Regions from separate parts of the Homo sapiens genome. Here region 1 is linked to region 2. The links are chromatin contacts, found by Hi-C or POLR2A ChIA-PET in ENCODE. All regions are on one chromosome and are shown on one strand. Each heading gives the region's core, a stretch centred on a gene start or an enhancer-like site at or near the end of the contact. The rest is flanking DNA. Distances are from core to core; before and after follow the strand shown.

Evidence for each region. A loop is a pair of places that touch in the nucleus more often than their neighbours do. ChIA-PET counts read pairs that join two places held with the same protein, here RNA polymerase II (POLR2A). Pooled maps may share reads with other maps.
Region 1: a loop to region 2 is called in a map of K562, with 4 times the contacts of the local background. The contact joins the promoter of ESS2 here to the enhancer-like site in region 2. A Hi-C loop is called at or near these places in 4 of 168 maps with a recorded cell type or tissue (K562, cardiac septum, heart left ventricle and 1 more) and 6 of 50 pooled maps. POLR2A ChIA-PET finds 5 or more read pairs at or near these places in 5 of 52 experiments (CD8-positive, alpha-beta T cell, H1, K562 and 2 more).

Annotation. Positions count from the first base shown.
Region 1 is chr22:19,141,785-19,147,668 of GRCh38, reverse strand. It overlaps ESS2 (ess-2 spliceosome associated protein), which reads left to right and starts at 3,018. Exons shown (of 10, transcript NM_022719.3): 1 at 3,018-3,163; 2 at 4,775-4,943; 3 at 5,036-5,131. The coding sequence starts at 3,029. GSC2 (goosecoid homeobox 2) reads left to right here. Exons shown (of 3, transcript NM_005315.2): 3 at 1-676. RefSeq lists an enhancer at 3,443-3,949.
Region 2 is chr22:19,215,431-19,220,806 of GRCh38, reverse strand. CLTCL1 (clathrin heavy chain like 1) reads left to right here. Exons shown (of 33, transcript NM_007098.4): 18 at 800-922; 19 at 4,551-4,696. Among named protein-coding and RNA genes, the nearest start is that of SLC25A1, 39 kb to the right of the region's middle. RefSeq lists an enhancer at 2,352-3,089. Within about 2 kb of position 2,691, at least 5 of the 41 ENCODE cell types and tissues checked have a DNase peak (open chromatin) inside an H3K27ac peak, as active enhancers do.

The DNA of each region.
Region 1 (5,884 bases), core at 1,769-4,268, 73 kb after region 2:
CCGCCTCCACCCCTAGCATGCACACAAAGCCCTTCTCCCTGAACCCTGGTCTTGCCCTTGGGGACTGAACAGACTACCTGTGGACATGCCCGTGTCCCAGTCAGCTCCCTTGCAGCTGGGGACACTCGCATCTCACAGGCTCCAGGCCCCTTGAGTTCCTTGGTTGAATGGCCATCTGTCATTGTTTTGGGAGCCCCGATCAGAGCTTGTGGAGCGCCACCTTCCAGGGCTCAGTGGCTGTGTTGCTCTCCTGAATTTGCTTCTTGAGCTCTAGCTGCTCCTTGGCAGGCTGACCCCCCACAGCAGGCTATTAACATAGGCATCCTTCACGCTCACACCCAGGCGCTCGCTTCTCATCTTCACCCTCTTCCCGGTTTATCTTTTACCCTCAGACTCCAATTCCCATCTTTCTGCCACATTTACATCTCAAGCCAGGCACTTCCCCTGAGCCAGGTATTTATCTCCAGCTGTCCCCTTGAAGCCCACAGACTCCTTAAGGTCACCTTGTCCACAGTGAGCTCTTCTGTGCAAACCAGGCACATGAGCCAGAGAGCTAGCCGCCCACCCGAAACTGGTCCCTGGACCCCTCCCTCTCCTGATCATCCACTATACCCAGGCTGACAGGAAGTCAGTTTTACTGTTTATCAATAAATCAATAAATCCCAGAATCTCTCCAGCTCTAACTGCACCAGTCTGATGTAAGCCACCGTCACCTCTCACCTTGACCACTGCAACTGTCTCTAATCTTGTCCACCTGCACCACACTGGCTCTGCTTTTTTGTTTGTCGGTTGGTTTGAGACAAGGTCTCGCTCCATCACCCAAGCTGGAGTGTAGTGGTGCAATCATGGCTCACTATAGCCTCCAGCTCCTGGGCTCAAGCGATCCTCCCCCATCAGCCTTCTGAGTAGCTAGGACCACAGGTGGGCACCACCACACCCGACTAACTTGAAAAGTTTTTTGTAGAGATGAGGTCTTGCCATGTTGGCCAGGCTGGTCTCAAACTTCTGACCTCAAACTATCCGCCGGCCTAGGCCTTCCAAAGTGCTGGGATTATAGGCATGAGCCACTGTGCCTGGCCTGCCCCTTCAATTCAGAATGAAGACAAACCACCTCACCATACCCTACAAGGCCCTGTGCAGCCTGGCCCTGCCTCTCTGGCATCATCTCACACCTCACTGCACTCTGCATTTCCAAAGGACTTCTTTAGAACTTGCCTTGCTCCCTCCCACCACTAGGCCTTTGCACATGCTCTTTCCACCTGACTGTTGCCGGTTTGTTCGTCTTTTGAATCTGCAATCACTTTCTGCCTGGGGAAGCTTCTCTGACCTCCCGAACTAGGTCAAGATTCCCCAAGTACAAACTCTTTTCTTGCACGGACACAGCTGCAATTTTACACCTGTTTGTGTGATGATCTAACAAGTGTCTCTGTCTTCCCCATTGCACTGTCACTTCTACAAGGGCAGCAGCAGCACGCTGCACTTCAGTGAATGAAGGTATCCCTGTATGTTGCAAAAGCAAAATTGTATTAAATTGTTCCAGGGCGGAATTTATTTGTCCAACACAATTCACATCTTTCGTTTGGGAAGAAATTCCTTAAAAATGCCGAGGCAATTTTCTGGTTCACTTGAATATTAATTTTTTTTTTTCTTGACAGAGTTTCACTCTGTCACCCAGGCTGTAGTGCAGTGGCACAATCTCTGCTCACTGCAGTTTCCACCTCCTGGGTTTGAGTGATTTTCCTGCCTCAGCCTCCCAAGTAGCTGGGACTACAGGCACCTACCACCACTTTGTATTTTTTTTTTTTTTTAGTAGAGTTGGGGTTTCACCATGTTGGCCAGGCTGGTCTCAATCTCCTGACTTCAAGTGATCCACCTGCCTGGGTCTCCCAAAGTGCTGAGGTTACAGGCGTGAGCCACCGTGCCTGGTCTTGAATGAGAATGATCCCTCTTCTGGGAAGCCCACTCTGGCATTTGGGGGCCCAATAATCTTTTTTTTTTTTTTGACAGAGTTTTGCTCTTGTTACCCAGGCTGGAGTGCAATGGTGCAATCTCAGCTCACTGCAACCTCCGCCTCCTGGGTTCAAGCAATTCTCCAGCCTCAGCCTTCCGAGTAGCTGGGATTACAGGCGTCCACCACCATGCCCAGCTAATTTTTTTGTGTGTTTTTAGTAGAGATGGGGTTTCATCTTGTTGGCCAGGCTGGTCTAGAACTCCTGACCTCAGGTGATCCGCCTGTCTTGGCCTCTCAAAGTTCTGGGATTACAGAATAATCTTTAGACATTTCTTAATCGAACCACTGTCTTGTTCTTTCACCTTTTGTTAGATAACTATAAAAAAAAAAAAAAGATTGTTTTGGCCGGGTGCGGTGGCTCACGCCTGTAATCCAGAGACCAGCCTGACCAACATAGAGAAACCCTGTCTCTACTAAAAATGCAAAATTAGCCGGGCGTGGTGGCCCATGCCTGTAATCCCAGCTACTCGGGAGGCTGAGGCAGGAGAATCCCTTGAACCCGGGAACTCCGGTGAGCCGAGATCATGCCATTGCACTCCAGCCTGGGCAACAAGACCGAAACTCCGTCTCAAAAAAAAAATTGTTTTAAGGCCCTTTTCTTGCATAAAGCTTGAAACTCCTATATAAGTAAATTTCCTGGTTTGTATTTTTGTAGAATAATCTCGAAGCATACATAGTTCTTATTTGTGGGAAATTAGAATTCTAAGGCCTTTGGACGCTGCAAAGCCAGAATTTCTCGCGTGAAGAACACGCCCTATAGCATCCTCCCCGCCACCTCCACAGCACCCCCTCGTGTTCACAGCATTGACAAGCATGAATAGCGCGGGGCAGGACAAGGACTACATTTCCAATAAAGTCTAGCATTTATAGTGACGTCAGAACGGAGCGCGGGCTGGCTTTCTAGAGCCACAGCTTTTCCATTGGCCAACTATTGGAGGCGCCTGCGCAAATGGTGCAGTCCCGCCCCCTCCACCCTGTGACGCGCCTGCTGGGCCCGAGCTTTTTCCTGGGATAGCGATGGAGACGCCGGGCGCATCAGCGTCGTCCTTGTTGCTTCCCGCCGCGTCCAGGCCCCCGAGGAAGCGCGAGGCGGGAGAGGCTGGGGCTGCGACGAGCAAGCAGCGGGTCCTGGACGAGGAAGAGTATATCGAGGTACGACCTCGGTGCGGACGCCGGCGACTTCTGGGCCCATCCTCTGCTTCAAGCTCCTCTCAGGTTCCCTCTCTCGGGTGTTGACACTCCGTCTCCTCGTGGAAGTGGAGGAGCCGGGTGTGGACGGTCCCACGAGTCAAGTAAACAGGGCAGAGGAAGACGTCTGTGGTGGAAGAGGCTGTAGTAGTGTTGTCAGGGAAAAGAGAGAGCGGCTCTCTTTGTATGGGACGGGGGTCAGGGAAAGAAGATTTTCTGTTAAAGTGTGAGTAGGAGTTTGACAAACTGGAAGGATGGTGGCAAAGAGGGCTTTCTAAAGAGCGGTGGCAGCAAGTGTGAATGCTGGGGTTCCTGGAAAGAGACCGCAGTTGTGACAGCATCTCGAGTGAGTGGACCTGCGTCGCCCCACCACACGCACACAGAAGGAGGAGCTGAAACGGGGATTGGCGGAAGTCAGTTTGGTTTTAGACCTGTTTAATTCGGGACACCTTTTGGGATATGTAGATGGATGGCTTTAACGGACGGTTGGGTGCCCAGATATGCAGCTCGGGAGCAAGGTCTGGCTGGAGGTGCAGACTTGGGAATCTCAACTTGTGGTAGTGACTGGCTGAAGTTACTCAGGAAAAAGGTTTATTTTTATTTTATTTTTTGAGACGGAGTCTCGCTCGTCGTCCAGGCTGGAGTGCAGTGGCGCGATCTCGGCTTACTGTAACCAACCTCTGCCTCCTGGGTTCAAGCCATTCTCCTGCCTCAGCCTGCCGAGTAGCTGTGACTACAGGTGCCCGCCACCACGCCCGGCTAATTTTTGTATTTTTAGTAGTGGTGGGGTTTCACCATGTTGGCCAGGCTGGTCTCGAACTCCTGACCTCAGGTGATCCGCCCGCCTTGGCCTCTCAAAGTGCTGGGATTACAGGCGTGAGCTACCATGCCCCGCCAGGAGAAAGGTTTAGATTGGAAATAGAAAGTCATGTGTGGAATGAAAGTGACAACACCCACATTGGTCTGGCTTGTGGGGAGCCAGCAATGGAGAATGAGAATGACCAGTTAGCAAGGGCGAGAGAGAAGGGTTTCACGGACTTCAGAAGAGTGTTTAGTAATGTTAGAGGTTGCAGCATGGCTACCATATGGGATGCTCAACCCCACTAGAAAGTGCCCTCAAGCTCCCTCAATCCAGCCCCAGTCATTGGGGAAGTAGAATTTGAAGGAGGTTCAGCAAGTTCCTTAGCATGTACAGCAGTGGACCTGTGAGGCAGGAGCACCCAGACTGCAGCTCCGACTTTCTTTTTTCTTTTTTTTTTTTTTTTTTGAGACGGTCTCGCTCTGTCGCCCAGGCTGGAGTGCAGGGGTGTGATCTTGGCTCACTGCAACCTCCGCCTCCCGAGTTTAAGCGATTCTTCTGCTTCAGCCTCCCACGTAGCTGGAATTACAGGTGCCTGCCACCACGCCCGGCTAATTTTTGTATTTCTAGTAGAGACTGGGTTTCACCATGTTGGCCAGGCTGGTCTTGAACTTCTGACCTCATGATCCACCTCCCTTGGCCTCCCAAAGTGTTGGGATTACAGGTGTGAGCCACCGCGCCTGGCCTCTGACTTTCATTCTGATCTCTCCTTGCAGGGCCTCCAGACGGTCATCCAAAGGGATTTCTTTCCTGATGTGGAGAAGCTCCAGGCACAGAAGGAGTACCTGGAAGCCGAGGAGAATGGAGACTTGGAACGGATGCGCCAGATTGCCATCAAGTTTGGCTCTGCCTTGGGCAAGATGTCCCGGGAGCCCCCGCCACCCTGTATGAGGACCCTGTGGGTGGCGGAGAGGGGAAAGCCTGCTGAACTGTCGCTTCAGGCTCACTCTAATTCTTATCCCCCTCTCTTCCCCTAGATGTGACTCCAGCCACATTTGAAACCCCTGAGGTGCATGCAGGCACTGGAGTGGTGGGCAACAAGCCCAGGCCCCGCGGCCGAGGCCTGGAGGATGGTGAGTGAGGGTGCCCTCTTTAAGTCACATGGTCAGGATTGCCTGGGAATCTTAGCCTGTGAGGCCCTGAGGGGGTGGTCCAGAGGGCTGCAGGCCACATCTTGTTCCTGAGGGGTCTTGCGTAAATAGCAGCCTGTGAAGTCAAAGGACATTGGTCTAGGTGGTAGAACATCTGGGTCCAGCTCCCACACATGGCTCGCCTCTGTGAAATGGGACTCTCACCAGCTCTTGCTGGCTTTTCTGCTGTGTTCCAGCCCTGCCCTGTGGGCTTCATGGATGTTGGAAGGCCCCTTTTGTTACTATCCTGAAGATGCCTCAGGGCCTCTCCATTTGTTTCCTTCATGTTGGTCACTTCCCAGATAACTGCATGGCTCACTGTGTTTCTTCCTGTAGATCTCTGCATAGGTGTTACCTGTTCAGAGAAACTTTTCTTGACCTGCCAGTGTGAAGTCACAACACCACTGGTGCTCTGTGGCTTCCAGCCTGGCTTTGGTTTTTCATCACAAGACATTTTATTTTATTTAATTTCATTTTATTTTTAATTTTTTGACACAGAGTCTCGCTCTGTCACCCAGGCTGGAGTAAAATGGTGTGATCCCGGCTCACTGCAACCTCCACCTCCCAGGTTCAAGCAATTCTCCCTGCCTTAGCCTCCCAAATAGCTGGGATTACAGGCGCCTGCCACCACTCCTGGCTAATTTTTGTATTTTGTAGTAGAGACGAGGTTTTGCCATGTTGTCCCGGCTAGTCTTG
Region 2 (5,376 bases), core at 1,442-3,941:
GAACTGTTCCTACCTAATCATTTGATCTAAAAATCCAGACATGAATAGGGCACCTGTGAGGTTGGTGCCACACCAGCCTGCTTGGGCTTTTCCTGTGATACACAGGCGGACTGCGCTGCATCCGCAAGCACGTGTGCACGCCGCTCAGCCTTGTGCCGGGCATCTGGCACTCAACAGATCTGATCCTCACCAGGATTTAGCAAGTGCTGCACACGCTAGAACATTCCAGTGGACTGTTGGTGTTTTGGAGATCTGTTATAACATTCAGAAAAAGGTCTCCAGATCTACCAGTGAAAGCACAGTTTACAGTTTTTAGATCTTGAAACATTGCAGTGTTTGTGCTGTTTTATACCAGTTCTAGGCTGTTCTGATAACATTTTACAGATGGTTTAAAGCTAGCTACATATGAGTACTTAAATTTAACTAAATTAAAAATTACCAGTTTAGTTCCTGTCACGCACCACATTTCAAGGGCTCAGTAGCCTCCCATGGCTAGTGGCTGTATCAGACAGAATGGGAGACAGAGCATGTCCCTGAATGCAGGAAGTCCTACTGGCCAGATATGTGGCACATCCCTGGGAGTTGTTGTAAACTTGGAAAGGGCATTTTGAGGTAGTTTGAGTCCATCGTTAACCCTGTAGGATGCTGCTCATCCCATGTCAAAGCATAGCGTCTTGCCTGGGCCCTGACTGTCCACCAAACCAGTATCAGGCACACAGGGAACGAATTGGGGTGTGTCCTCCCAAGCAGCTTCCGCTGGTTGGCTGCTGTGTCACACACATGAGTGTGCTCATTTCAGGTGTGCAATGAGAATTCTCTGTTCAAAAGCGAGGCCCGCTACCTGGTATGCAGAAAGGATCCGGAGCTCTGGGCTCACGTCCTTGAGGAGACCAACCCATCCAGGAGACAGCTAATTGACCAGGTGAGGCACAGAGATGGGTATGTCTGCACACCTGCATTTTGCCGTCCGATCATCATTGTGGCTCAAGTGACTGGTTTCATTTTTAATTTAAAACATCTTGGCTGAGGGCAGTGGCTCACGCCTGTAATGCCAGCAATTTGGGAGGCGGAGGTGGGTGGATCACTTGAGGTCTCAGGAATTCAAGACCAGCCTGGCCAACGTGGTGAAACCCCATCTCCACTAAAAATACAAAAATTAGCCGCACATGGTGGCACACGCCTGTAATCCCAGCTACTTGGGAGGCTGAGGCAGGAGAATTGCTTGAACCCAGGGGGTGGAGGTTGCAGTGAGCCGACATCGTGCCACTGCACTCCAGCCTGGGCGACAGACAGAGACTCCATCTCAAAAAAATAAATAAATAGGCCAGGCATGGTGGCTCACGCCTGTAATCCTAGCACTTTGGGAGGCCGAGGCGGGTGGATGACTTGAGGTCAGGAGTTCAAGTCCAGCCTGGCCAACATAGTGAAACCCCATCTCTACTAAAAATACGAAAACACACTGTGTGGCGCATGCTTGTAATCCCAGCTACTCAGGAGGCTGAAGCAGGAGAATCGCTTGAACCCAGGAGGTGGAGGTTGCAGAAAGCCGAGACTGCACGCCACTGCACTCCAGCCTGGGCAACTGGGTGAGACTCTGTCTCAAAAAAATTAAATAAATAAATAAATAAATAAATAAATAAATAAATAAAACATCTTAGTCCTTACGAACCTTCTCCCCTGCAGAAATAGCTTGCCTAAAAATAGCTTGATTCCCCAGGGTAAGCTGACTTGGAACTGTTAACTGGCCAAGGGCATAGAGTTGGCCCTTGGATCCAAAGCAGGGATATGCAGCCCAGGAAGAGAGTACCTGGTGTCATGCCTGCATGCTGGGCCCAGCTCAGCCCTCGTGGACAGAGGTGAAGTAGCTTTCAAGGTTGTCTCAGCTGACTTCCCTTTGTTGAGGTGCTCTTTATGCCCCTGTGACTATCCAGCACCTCCTTGGAGACTGGGCAGAGTGCTGGGGCCAGGGGTCATTATTGGGTATGGCCTGGCAGGTGGGAGTCTGCCTCGGCCTCTGGGAGGGCTTCCCACAGCCCTGTGGAAGAGCCTCCTCTCCAGTTATAGCCTCACAGACATTTGCAGATAGTGCCTCTGCTGCCCTCAGCACTGTCCCTAGGTGCTAGGCAGACTGTTTAGGGGTGGGGCAAGACCAATGTTGGAACAAAACCCTCGTCCAACAAGTGGCTTCAGCCCTGAGAATAGGACCAGTTAAAACTCCCACCTCCCTCATACACATTGCCAACCTGCTGGACCAGTGCTTTCGAAAGGCTTGAGGGCTGGATTTGACCTTTATCTCTACTGAATTTCATCCTCTCGTTTTCTGTCCACTGTTTCCTCAAGCCTGTGCCACTACTTTTTTAAATAAACTTTTTATTTTGAAATACTTTGAGATTTATGGAAGGTCATGTTGTTTTGAATCTCTGTTTCAACTTTGGACTTACCCATCCAAATCTAATAAAAATATTAAACAACACAATATTCTACTAGGGTTCTACATCCAGGTTCCCAGACATCAGACATTTCTCCAGGTATAGTCCAGCCACCTGGTACACCTTGAAGGTGACTTCATGTTGGTACTGGGGAAGGGCCACTTTAACACTGCACCATACCGGAGCCAGCGGGGGCCTCTTGTCTTCCTGTTTCTGGGTAGAGCTGCTGGTCTTTCATTATCTCTGCTGTAATTGGATATCTGTAGCCACCTCCTGGTGCGAAATTCAACTGCAATGCTCCTGTAATCCAGAGCGCATAATAACAGAGGGAGGCTGCTTTTAGTGTCTGGAGTGGAACCTCATTATGAAAAGTTTACTGAGAGCAGTGTCCTGAGGCAACCTTAGGTGGGGCATCCTGTATTGACTCAAACAGATGGTAGAAATTTATTTTTGCCCTTAAAACAACCTGTGTGTATTTATTTAAGTTGCTCCAAGGTTTTCTTTCTTTCTTTTTTTTTTTTTTTCTCTTTTTGAGACAGAGTTTTGCTCTTCACCAGGCTGGAGTGCAATGGCGTGATCTCGGCTCACTGCAACCTCCACTTCCCAGGTTCAAGTGATTCTCCTGCCTCAGCCTCCTGAGTAGCTGGGATTACAGGCACCTGCCGCCACGCCTGGCTAATTTTTGTATTTTTAGTAGAGATGGGGTTTCACTATGTTAGCCAGGCTGGTCTCGAACTCTTTTTTTTTTTTTTTTTTTTTTTTGAGACAGAGTCTTACTTTGTCACTCAGGCTGGAGTACAGTGGCGCGATCTCGGCTCACTGCAAGCTCCGCCTTCCGGGTTCCCGCCATTCTTCTGCCTCAGCCTCCCGAGTAGCTGGGACTACAGGCGCCCGCCACCACGCCCGGCTACTTTTTTGTATTTTTAGTAGAGCTGGGGTTTCACCGTGTTAGCCAGGATGGTCTCGATCTCCTGACCTCATGATCTGCCCGTCTTGGCCTCCCAAAGTGCTGGGATTACAGGCATGAGCCACCGCGGCCGGCCTCCAAGGTTTTCAAGAATTGACAGTTAGATGTCACTGTTGGAAGTGTACCTTCTCCTTTGGATGGACTTGTGCTGTGTCCTGGTGCCCCTTTCCCTCAGGCATACCCTTTTGGTTCCTTAGCTGCTGGGAGAGCTCCTGTTCTCAAACTCTTCAGCCTCCTTGTTGTAGTTACTACAAATTCCACAGAGGTAGAACTTTTGCATCTTATGGTACCATTGAGTTCACAAAGACTAGCAGAAAGGTGGACTGGACTGACCTTGACCCTAGGTTCCTTTAAGGCCCCTCAAGATTGCTAGGTGAAAGTTCATGGTCAGAGGGCTGTGTTAGCCATGAAAGACCGTCCAGAGCTGTCTCTTCCCTCTCATTGATACACGGCTGTTGCCCACCCCTGAGGAGAACCAGAAACTTGGCAAAAATATTAGATTCTGGAAGTCACTGAAGGTGCCTGGTCCAAAGTGCAAAGAGAACAGTGCTGGCGTTCCAAACTGCTGTTGCATGGGAAATGTACTCTTTGGAAAACTGTCTTTCCACCCTATTTGTAAGTGTTTTTGTATGTGAGACACCTATAATTGGAGGAGGGGTGGCACAGCCAGTCTTTTGTTGGTCTTTCCTTCAGATTGTGGTTCTGAGTGTCATCCGGTGTGAAGGCACGTGGCTCCACAGCTCTGGCTGTGGACTGTGCCACAGCAGTGGCAGTGCTCTCTTCTAGTAAGAGGCTGCTGGAAGCCCCTGCGGTGTCTTCATTAGAGAAGTGGAGCCATATTTGCTATTAGTGGCTTTAAGAGACAAATCTAAAAGGAGACATTCATTTCAAAATGCCTGGTGCACTGGTCATTGGAGCTGAGTAAGAGTCTGTAGCATATTTGATATGAGAGAAAAACTAATTGTCAAAACAGAGCAAACAGAATTTCCTGAAATTAACTTTGAAAACCCTTCCTTTGTTACATTAAGAAGTCTCCCATTTTCTCTGTGTCTATTCCAGACCATCTTGGAGGAGTCCTTCCCTTCTGTTTAGCTTCAAAGATACAGTCTTGAATTGACTTTAATCAAGTTCTTTCAAATGCTTTTTAAAACCAGGTGGTACAGACAGCATTGTCAGAAACACGGGATCCTGAAGAGATTTCGGTCACTGTCAAAGCCTTTATGACAGCCGACCTGCCTAATGAACTGATTGAACTGCTGGAGAAGATAGTTCTGGATAACTCTGTCTTCAGCGAGCACAGGTGAGGCTATGCCAGGGGTAGCTGTGGACACAGGCAGATTCAAAACATCTGCTTGATACTCATCTTCTGTTACAATCTCGTACCGCTTCACCCATCCAGCCTGCCCATTGGCTGCTCCCCAGACATGCCAATCTTCTTACCACCTCCTCTACCTCAATCTAGCCCTTCCCTTATTAGCTCCTGCCTGTCTCAGAGCCCAGCCTCAGTTTCACATTTTCTAGGAGCCTGCGCTCCTCTTACTGCTCTGGCCCACACTGTCCTTTAACACAATGCTCAGAGAAAGGGAGCTGGCATTTTATGAAGGTCTCATGTGGCCTAAGGATGTGTTGAACTCTTCAAATCATGGTGAACAAAGCTTGGAGAAAGGTGGCAGGAGAACCAGATCTGGGCATGTATCAGGGAAGACTTGCCCGAAGTATAATGTAGAAGCCAGATGAGCAGGAGCTGTGGCAGGGGCAGCAGCACAGGCCCGGCACTATAGAGGTGCGAGTGCGTGCTTCCGATGGACCGGCACTATAGAGGTGAGAGTGCACGCTTCCACACGGACCGGCAGTATAGAGGTGGGAGTGTGTGTTTCGGCATGGACCAGCACTATAGAGGTGGGAGCGCGTGCTTCTTTTGCATGGGCAGGCACCATAGAGGTAAGAGTGCGTGCTTCCGCATGGGCCAGCCACCTGGGG